Linked DNA regions of Homo sapiens: region 2 is linked to region 1. A link is an interaction called in ENCODE POLR2A ChIA-PET data of the cell type or tissue named here. Cell type or tissue: MCF 10A. All regions are shown on one strand.

What was found. ChIA-PET counts read pairs that join two places held together with the same protein. Peaks named below come from ENCODE experiments on the same cell type or tissue, not always from the same donor. Only the 100,000 strongest peaks of a DNase experiment are listed, where the experiment ranks them.
Region 2: POLR2A ChIA-PET joins it to region 1 with 7 read pairs; 4 of 35 experiments call an interaction of 5 or more read pairs at or near these places.

Annotation. Positions count from the first base shown.
Region 1 is chr12:94,170,341-94,175,340 of GRCh38, reverse strand. The region is part of intron 2 of PLXNC1 (plexin C1); the gene reads right to left. The region is part of intron 1 of PLXNC1-AS1 (PLXNC1 antisense RNA 1); the gene reads left to right. Among named protein-coding and RNA genes, the nearest start is that of PLXNC1-AS1, 3.6 kb to the left of the region's middle. RefSeq lists an enhancer at 3,621-4,130. In MCF 10A, no CTCF peak of the experiment used is centred here; DNase peaks (open chromatin) are centred at 2,180 and 3,080.
Region 2 is chr12:94,413,930-94,418,929 of GRCh38, reverse strand. All of the region lies in intron 2 of CEP83 (centrosomal protein 83), which reads left to right. Among named protein-coding and RNA genes, the nearest start is that of CEP83, 43 kb to the left of the region's middle. In MCF 10A, no CTCF peak of the experiment used is centred here; no DNase peak of the experiment used is centred here.

The sequences.
Region 1 (5,000 bases):
TAATATTTTATGCCAAATTTAATTTCCTATGCCTCACTCTGTGGGGCTAACCAGTTGAAGGGCAAACAAGCCAACCCTTTCATTTATTATTATTTTTTTCCATAAGCAGTTTCTGAGAAATGCTGGGAAGGAGACTTAAACCACACATACACACACACAAGCTCACACACACATATGCACGTGCATGCCTGCATACATATACACACACGTGCATGCCTGTGCATGCGTGCACACACACACACATGCACACACAGGAGAAAGCAAGGTAAGTATTTAATGTGCCTCAGTAGTTAGGAGTAACAAAGATGAAATATAAAGATCAAGGCAAATTTCTCTTTTGTTTCCAATCTACTTATTGCAGTGTAGGTAGTAAGAGAAGCATACAGTCTGAACCACAGGTTCTAGATTTGTGGATTATATGGGACTAAAAGTTTCAAACTGGGGAGTCCCTGCAAACTCATAAATTGCAATTAATGAGGTGGGGAGAACTTGAAGCAGGCTTCACATGACATCCTAAACAGCCAACCAATGAACCCACTTCCAAGTTTTGACACTTCCTCCTGTTTTAACTTTTTGGTCTGTTAGCTCAGTCATCCCCACCACCACCACCACTTCCGGTCCCAGGTCCTGTTCTAGGTTCCCCAAGTTCTCCTATTCCTTATTTGAACATCTTCTGGGTATATAGTACAGCTTGCCTTTACAAAAGATTTTTTTCTCTGACATTCATTCAAAAACTTCAATAACCAGAGTCAAGGCAGACTCTTTAGGCAGTACAGAGTTTTTGCTTCTGTTTGAATTCAGACAGAACTTTTTGGAACCGGTTTAATTTTGCTGTGATTTGAATAAACGAAATCCCTGAGTGGCGCCGTGTGCAGTGGCTCATGCCTGTAATCCCAGCTCTTTGGAAGGCCGAGGTGGGAGGATCTCTTGAGCCTAGGAGTTTGAGACCAGCCTGGGCAACATGGCAAAACCCTGTCCATACAAAAAAATTAGCCAGGTGTGGGGGCACAGGTCTGTAGTCCCAGCTACTCAAGAGGCTGAGGTGGGAGGATCGCTTAAGCCTGGGAGACAGAGGTTGTAGTGAGCCGAGACTGCACCACTGCACTCCAGCCTGGGCAACAGAGCCAGACCTTGGCTCAAAAAAGAAAAAAAAATAAACAAAAGAAAGCCATTAAGTGGGAGTAGAGGGCCACATAGGTAACCAGTCTGAGCCCAAGCACATAGGAAATACCTCAAGACTGGATATGGGGACAGGATAGAGCTATGTGATATAGCTTCCTGTATCCTGAACCCTACTGCAGTCCCTGGGAGGTCGGGGAGACACTAGTCTTTACTGCTGACACCATTCAAAACAGCAACTTGAATACAGAATTCCTACCTTTCCTACAAAGGAGCCCACTGGGGTAAAGCTGGGGCCCCAAAGGAGATTCAGAGACCCCCGTGGACTACGCGCAGCTCAGAGAGGAGCGGGCTCTGCACTCAGCTGGGTTGCCAGGAAGCCATCCCCAAATAGGAACAAACTAAACCACAGGGTTCTCGGCCCCTTCTTATGAAACCTCAAACATCTGCATCTTGGTATCAACCCTTATACCCCAGTATTAGAAAGAAATATAACAAAAACCAGCTCTCAAACTCTACTAAGCTCTGTAAGAGTTAATGCAGTTTAGTTGGGGGATAGAAGCTCGGGCTCTGGGACAGATTATTTTGGTTCAGAGCACCTTGAAAAAGATACCTAACCTCTCGAGGCCTCAGGTTTTTTCATTTATAAAGTGGGGATGGTGAGAGTATTGACTGGTAAGGATTAAACCAGTTAACCCGTGCAGATGCTGGTTCTAATGCCCAGCACACAGGAAGAGCTCAGAAATGTTAGCGATTATTCTTCCTTGCCCATTGCCTTCTTATCTTTTATGCTTACACGAAGGTTAATGGGCATGCATAAAGTTACAAATTTCAAATTTCATGCATATTCTGTTATTACTTACTTTACCACCTGGAAAAGCTCAAAATATGCAATTCTGCCTTTGAAATAAGGACAATTTTCTATGGGCAACAGAGTCAGCTCAAAGGAATCCAAACCACATGATAGGCTGTACTATAATCTGGAGAAAGACTCGGTGTGTGTTTACAGAAATGCATACATTGTGCAACACGTGCAGTGTGAATTCCCCAAAGCTGAGTTCAGTGTGACCATACTTTTCAGCTGATCTCAGTGGAGATGCTGACGACTGAAAAAAACCCGGCATGCAATCATGTTCCGAAAAGAAGCAGGATGGGGAAATAACTGCGGGGGTGACTAGACATAACTCACCTCACGACCATGGGACGGTACACCGATAAAATAAAAGAGCAGATTAGATGCTCTCAAAGGACCCTTTGAGCTCTAAATTCCTTCTATTTCCCCAAAATCTTATAAAGGGACTTAGGTCTATAGGCAAGAGAAGGAGGACAGTAAAGGTACTGGCATACTGTAGCCTTTAGTTTCTTCACAGATTATCAGTGAAATCTTACCTTTGGAGGTAATGCCGTCTTCCTTGGAAAATGCATGTCTTTAAAGATACTTTAAAAGTGATCCAGTATCTTAGCTTAAGTTCAAAATAATGTACCCAAATAATAGAATATGATATAGTTATTTAAAAATACTTTTTACAAAGGGTTTGCAATAACATTTTAATGTAAGCATTTTCCCTCACTAACTGAAGAAAAGGATGCAAAACCTGACCTCAACTACATAAATAGAGAATCCAAAATGCTGACAGCAGTTGCTTCTGCATGACATGATTAGGGGTAATTTTTTCTTTGTTGTCCTCTCACCCCCGACGACTCTGCAACTTTTTACATGAGCATATATTACCTTTACAATAAGGAAAAATTATTTAAATAACATGAGGCTTAAAATTGCACCAAATTATATTAAAACTCACAGGATTTGCAGAGATTTAAGAAGTCAGGTTTTTACTGGTGGTGGTAAAAAACAGCAGTTGGGCCCCAATTGCTGTTTCCTGACTCTCATTCAACAAGGTATACACAACAGTGCCTGGCACATGTCAAAATGCCGTCAACTCATGATCACTCAGAAACTGATGAGTCAGGCTGTGGCTGATCCAAGCCCTCTTTCTTCTCCTCCTCCTACTGTCTGCGTTGGGTTGAGTTTTGTTTTTTGCCGCTCATTAGTTCCCCCACGCTGTGGCTTAAGGAGCCAAGCTTGTGTCTATCAGTGTTCATCCTTTCTAACAGTTCTGGTGACAAGCCTTGGCAAGGGAGAAGCTGAAAGCTTCTGAATAAAGGGATTTGAGGATTATCGGTAGTTTCCAAATCATCCACACGATCCTGGGTCTTCAGGATTCTGGGTAAATTCAGGGGCTACATCCAAGAATCTGTACACAGGATACAGGGGAGAGGCTTGGGCATTACTGAGCTGCCCTAGGGAGCCTGGTGGGGCAAGTCAGCTCAAGTTCATCCCTCACACCCTTCTCCTGAGTGAGAGAACTTCTCTCTTATTGGGGGCTTGGGGGGTGGGTGTTAATTCCCAAGAAGTTACCACGCCAGTGAGGTATTTCCTCAGTCAGATGGTCCGCCTTATTCTCAAGCTGGGACTCTTTCCTGAGCCTCTAGGAAGGCTGACTCACCCCAGGAGCATGTGTCCCCAGCCACGGCATGGAACCCTATCTGCATGTCTCCCATGTGCCCCCGGAATCCTCAGAGAGTAGTACCAATGTGTGCGGCAGAGGTTGCAAAGTCAGTGCAGCATAGGGGATCTTAGTGCAGTCTCTGAAGTCATTCCAGGTTCAAATCCCTGCTCTGCCCCTGTGTGACCTTGAACAACAATCATCCCATTTCTCTGGGCCTCGATTCCCTCATCTGTAAAATGGGAATAGTAGGCCTGCCCCATTGTGTCATGGAGAGGACTGAATTCGGTAGAAGATATAGAGTCCCTTGGCATCTAGGAAGCACTGTGTAAATGTTAGCAGTCACAAAACAAACAACAAAAAGCTGCCTTTGTTATTCAAACCTTGAAAAAAACAACGAGGCCACACAGGTGGCTTCTGAATGGGTACCCCATACAGATCCTGAGGAGAGCGAGACTTCGGTCGGCTGCGGCCTCCTCAGCAGCATGAAGCTGCAGCTTGGTCCACTCCCTGGTTGCCACAACATCGCTAAAAGCTGGCCAGCGGCATGCAGGCTGCTGGGTGAACACACAGGACAGGCAAAACCAGGCCATCCCATGGGGAACTATTTATAGACGAGTGTTCCTTCACCTCCAATTCACCATGTAGCGGTTTGGTTGGCTCGGCTTTGGGGAAACAGTGTTCTTGTCAAAACACTCATCAAAAACATCCCAAATCTGAAGAGATAATTGGTGAGGAGGCCCAGAAAGGCTTGATGGAAACTCCCGCCAGGCAAATGGGTCCAATAAGCCTGACCAGGTTGGTGGAGCTACAGACGTCACCCAGTGACTTGTGTAGAATGATGGATGGGTATTTACCCTTCCCCAGGAAATAAAGCTAACACAACAGGAAAGATGATCAATGTATATTTTAAAAGAATGTGTATACAAACAAACTCCCTCCCATATGTTACTGGGTTTCCTCCAAAGAAAACAGATTAAATCAAATGCCTACCAGGCACTCAGCACTGTATTAGGCTGTGGGAATTCATGGCCCCCTTCTCATGAGGCTTAAAATCAAGTTGGGAAGGCAAGACAGACACCAGTGAAAAGGTGAGGTCTCCAGGCAAGACATTTGGAATGAGCCACAAGAATGACATAGATCATGAGTATTTCAGGAAATGAGAGGAGAGCAAGGTCACTCCAGGCCTAGATGTCATCAAAGAGGAGGTGGGGTTTGAGCTGAGCCACAGCATAGACACATAAGGTGCCGTAAATAAGAGAAAAAAGAAAAAAGCATTTCAGGCTGGAGGTACAGTGTGAGCAAGTGTGGAAACAGGATCATATTTGGAAACAGGATCAAACAGGAGCAAGTAAATAGGTTTGGCTTGGGGAT
Region 2 (5,000 bases), 240 kb before region 1:
GTCAGGTGTGGTGTTTTAAAATACTCTTTTTATATACACCTTTGATGAGATTGATGCACTTTTAAGTTTCTAGTTTGCTAGGTTTATTTTTCTCTTTTTTTATTGAGGTGAAATTAATATAGCATAACATTAACTATTTTAAAGTATATAATTTAGTGGCATTTATTACATTCACAGCATTGCGTAACAACTACCATTATCTAGTTCCAAAACATTTTACCACATCAAAGAAAACCTTGTAACCATTAAGCAGTCAACTCCCATTTCCCCATTCCCTTAGTCCCTGGAAATCATCAGCCTACCTTCTATGTATTTATCTATTCTGGATATTTCATATAAATGGAATCATACACCAAGCACAGGAATGGTAGGTATTTTTTGTTAGTTCTGACAGTCCCTGAGCTGCTTATTTATTTTGTATGTCTATTTTCTGTCTATTGTTCAGCCGAGTAATTTCTGTAGTTGTATCTTCCCAGTGCATTAATTCTTTTCCTCTTCCTCTCTATTTCTGCTGATGAGCTCATCTAATATTTTTATTTTGGTCATTGTATTTTTTTCTTTTCTTTTTAAAGACAGAGTCTCAGTCTGTCACCCAGGCTGGAGTGCAGTGACACAATCTTGGCTCACTGCAGCCTCTGCCTCCCAGATTCAAGCAGTTCTCCTGCCTCAGCCTCCTGAGTAGCTGGACTACAGGCGCATGCCACATCACCTGGCTAATTTTTGTGTTTTTAGTAGAGACAGGGTTTCACCATGTTGGCCAGGCTGATCTCGAACTCCTGGCCTCAAGTAACCCACCTGCCTCAGCCTCCCAAAGTGCTAGGATTACAGGCATGAGCCACCAGGCTTAGCCGTATTTTTCAGTTTTAAAATTTCCACTTGGTTCTTCTTTTTACCTTCTTTTCTGAGACTTGTATTTCTTTGCTGTGACCCTCTTTTCATTTATTTCAAGCTTGTTTGTCATTGTTTGTTTAAGCATTTTTATCATCAGTGCTTTAAAGTCTTTGTCAGATAACCATAACATTCCTGTCATCATAGTGTTGGCTTGTTATCTTTTTTCATTCAGTTTGAAATCTTCATTCTTGATATGATCAGTGGATTTCTTTTTTTAATGTATGTATGTATGTATGTATGTATGTATTTTTGAGATGGAGTCTTCCTCTGTTGCCCAGGCGGGAGTGCTGTGGTGTGATCACAGCTCACTGCAACCCCTGCCTCCTGGGTTCAAGCGTTCTCCTGCCTCAGCCTCCTGAGTAGCTGAGATGACAGACGTGCACCACCACACCCTGCTAATTTTTGTATTTTTAGTAGAGATGGGGTTTTGCCATGTTGGCCAGGCTGGTCTCGAACTCCTGACCTCAGGTGATCCACCTGCCTCGGCCTCCCAAAGTGCTGGGATTACAGGTGTAAGCCACTGTGCCTGGCCGACCAGTGGTTCTCTATCGAAACTTGGACATTTGGGATATTATAATATTGTGGATTCTATCTAAACTTTTTGTTTTAGCTGGCTTTTTCTGACACTTTTCTGGTAGAGGAAAGAGGGCATACTACCTTGTTTTTGCCAGGTGGAGATGGAAGTACAAGGTTTTTTTGTTTGTGTTTTTGTTTTTTTTTAAGAGGTGGGAATCTTGCTTTGTTGCCTGGGCTAGAGTGTGGTGGCATAATCATAGCTCACTGCAGCCTTGAACTGGGCTTAAGCAATCCTCCTACCTTAGCCTCCCAAGTACCTGGGCATATAGGCACATGCCACCATGCCTAGCTAATGACTTTTTTTTGTTTGTTTTTGAGACAAGGTCTCACTGTGTTGCCCAGGCTGGTCTCGAACTCCTGGTCTCAACCAATCCTCCCACCTCACTTTCTGAGTGGCTGGGATTTGCAGTCACAAGCCATAGTGCCTAGCAAGTCGAGGTTTCTAAGATGGCCTCTGTTGACACCTTAGTTTTTTTTGGGAGGGGGGTTGCGGGAGGGGTCTTTGTTATTGCCAGGTAGCTGTAGTTCTGGCTCCCCATGTGATCTTCCCTGATACCCTGGAGAGGGTAGCCTCATTACTGTTGGTGGTTCTGCCTGTCATAAGTCTCCACTAGGCCTTCTGTGCCAGCATTTCAGTGGGGTGAGGGAGGTCCTCTTTGTTACTCTTGGTGGGGGGTGAAAGTTTAGGTTTTCCATGTGGTCTCCTCTGACATTGCAGGATCATTGAGCTTTATTACGGTTCAGGAAGCAATGGAAGTTTCTGTTTTCTGGTGAGCCTTCTTGTGCACCATCTTGGCCCAGTATTAGGGTATTTTATTACAGCCTAGCTTGGCTTCCACCTAATCTTTGCTTGTGTGGATGGGGGTGGAACTACAGTTTTTTTTTTTTTGTGTGTGTGTGTGTGTGTGTGTATGGTATTTGGATAGAGTAGATTGTAATTGTCTACATATTATCTTGCTAGGCTCCCTCTTTTTTGTTCCTTTGGCTAGAGAGTAGGCTTTTTTGTTCAAGACTTATTTGTCTGAATTAATTGGTGTTTCCTGGTTGCCAGTTTCTTCAGCTCTGTGTCTGAGATATATGAAAAAGAAAACCCAGGGAAATAAACTCACCACTGTATTTGTCCTTACATTCTCAGGTCCATAGCTAGTCAGCCTTCTAGTCTCCATTATTCAGAGTCTTACGTTTGTCATATACCTAAATCCAGGACTCTTAGTTATATTAATGAGTATAAAAGGAAAATGTATATCTGTTCCATCTTCCTCAAAGTAGAAACCTTTATTCCATAAGTTTTAAAATGGAGTATCAATTTTCATTTAGTACTACATATTTTCTAATTTCTATTTTGACCTTTTCTTTGATTCATAAGTTATTTAGAAATGTATTTCTTACTTTGTAAGCATATGTGGCTTTTCTGATTATTTTTTGTATTGAGTTTAGTTTAATAGCATTGTGGTCAGAGAAGGTATCTTGTATGATCTTGGTCTTTTAAAATGTTTGAAATTTTTTTTAAATACCTGGCATGTGGTCAACATTTATAAATGTTATGTGTATACTTGTGAGGAGTGTGTATTCTGTAGTTACAGGGTATAGTCTTCCATATGTCAGTTAGGTCAGCATGGTTAATTGTGTTGTTTAAATTATCTGTGTTCTTACTGATTATTTTTTTAAATCTTCTTGTCCCATTAGTTACCAAGAATAGTGGTGAAATTCTCCTCCTATCATTGTGAATTTGTCTATTTCTCCTTATAGTTTTGACAACTTCTGCCTTACTATTTAGTGGCCATAGTAAGTGCATGTAAATTTAAAATTGTCACATCTTTCTGGTGTATTTAACCTTTATCATTATTAATTTCTCTCTCCATTTTAAATAGTGGGGGTTTTTTGCCTTTTAAAATCTACTTTTATTATTTTTTCATTGAGAGCAATCAATAAGAAAATCTTGTTTTAAAAGAGAAGATCAAATTTTAGTGTTGTATCAGTGTACTTTTGATATGAGGACTCAATTTTAAGACAAACCTATAAACAATTTACTTTTCATTTTAGCCAATTTGTTCACAAATAAAATTTCTTTCATAAGATTCATCTCTCACAAACCTTTCATAATTTGCCCAGACCTTCTACAGCTTGCTCAGTCCTTTAGTTTTGTCTTATATTTCTCTTGTTTATACTGAAACAATCATTTTACCTTAGGACAAAAATTTACTTCCCTTTTTTTCTATCATTTCAACCACATAAGTTTTTTTATACAAAAATTACTGTCATTCTCTTTTCTTACCAAAAATACATTCTCATAGTTTTTTGTGTCTGTTTTTCACTTGTTCCTTTCTGCCTTGTTTTCATGTTTTTCCAAATTCATATTTTGAAATAATCTTTCAATAACTTCTGAATTAGACAAATTACTTTTTAAATAAAAACACATTTTTATGCCATTTAAAACACTTTTTTCACCAAAAACAAATTTTGTTTTTTTCTTGTACCCTTTGCATACAGAATTCTATGTATTAACTAGAATTTTAACTCTTAGCAATCTTAATTTTTAGTTAAATCTTAGTAATCTTAACTTTTAGTGAAAACCTAGGAAGTAAGCAATTTTGAGCTGTCACATATCAACATTTTATAAAGACACATTTTATAATCTTTAAAAATGTATTTTTTCCACAGAATAATTTTTAATGTGGAACCAAACATATTTATTAACCCCCAAATATTTTTTCTTCCTGTAAAGCTTTAGAAGTCAAGAGTAAATCTAAACTTACATTTAGGAATTAGTGTTTCCTTATTTTAACTTATTTGGATTGCTACTGCAATAAAACAAGTCACAAGAATTTTCTGGTTTCTCAGTGCATGGAAAAGTTATGTTTACAGTATACTGTAGTCTGTTAAGTTTACAATATAATTATGTCTTTAAAATGTAGATACCTTAATTGGAAAGTACTTTGTTGCTAAAAAATGCTATTGATCACCTGAGCCTTCAGTGAGTAATCATCTATTAGCAGGTGAAGGGTCTGGCCTTTCTGCTGATGGCTGCTAACTATTTAGATGGTTGCTGAAGGTTGGGATGGCTGTAGCAGTTTCTTAAAATGAGACAACAGTGAAGTTTGCCACATCAGTTGACTCTTCCTTTCATGAAAGATTTCTTTGGAGCATGAGATTCTATTTGATAGCATTTTACCCACAGTAGAGTAAAAATTGAATGCCAGTTTTATGATGCAATTCATTAATTCCTTGGCAAATGTGTACTTTTGGCAGGATAATTTTGTGGTAGCTGCTACAGATAGCGCATTCTGTATTTACAAAGATTGAATCCCAGTGCGTGTTAAATCTAAGAGTAAGGAGTATAGTGTTCTTGAGGGACTTTTCCCTCTGTATTAAAATATAATTTCAGAGGAAACCAAAACAACTGCAATTATAGTTTAAAGATTGTCTTAAGTAATACGTAGATATCACACTAATTTATCAGAGATGGTATAATTCAAGCAAGGCTGAATAATTTAATGGTCGGTTTGCATAGGACAAAGATTTTTTTTTGTTAT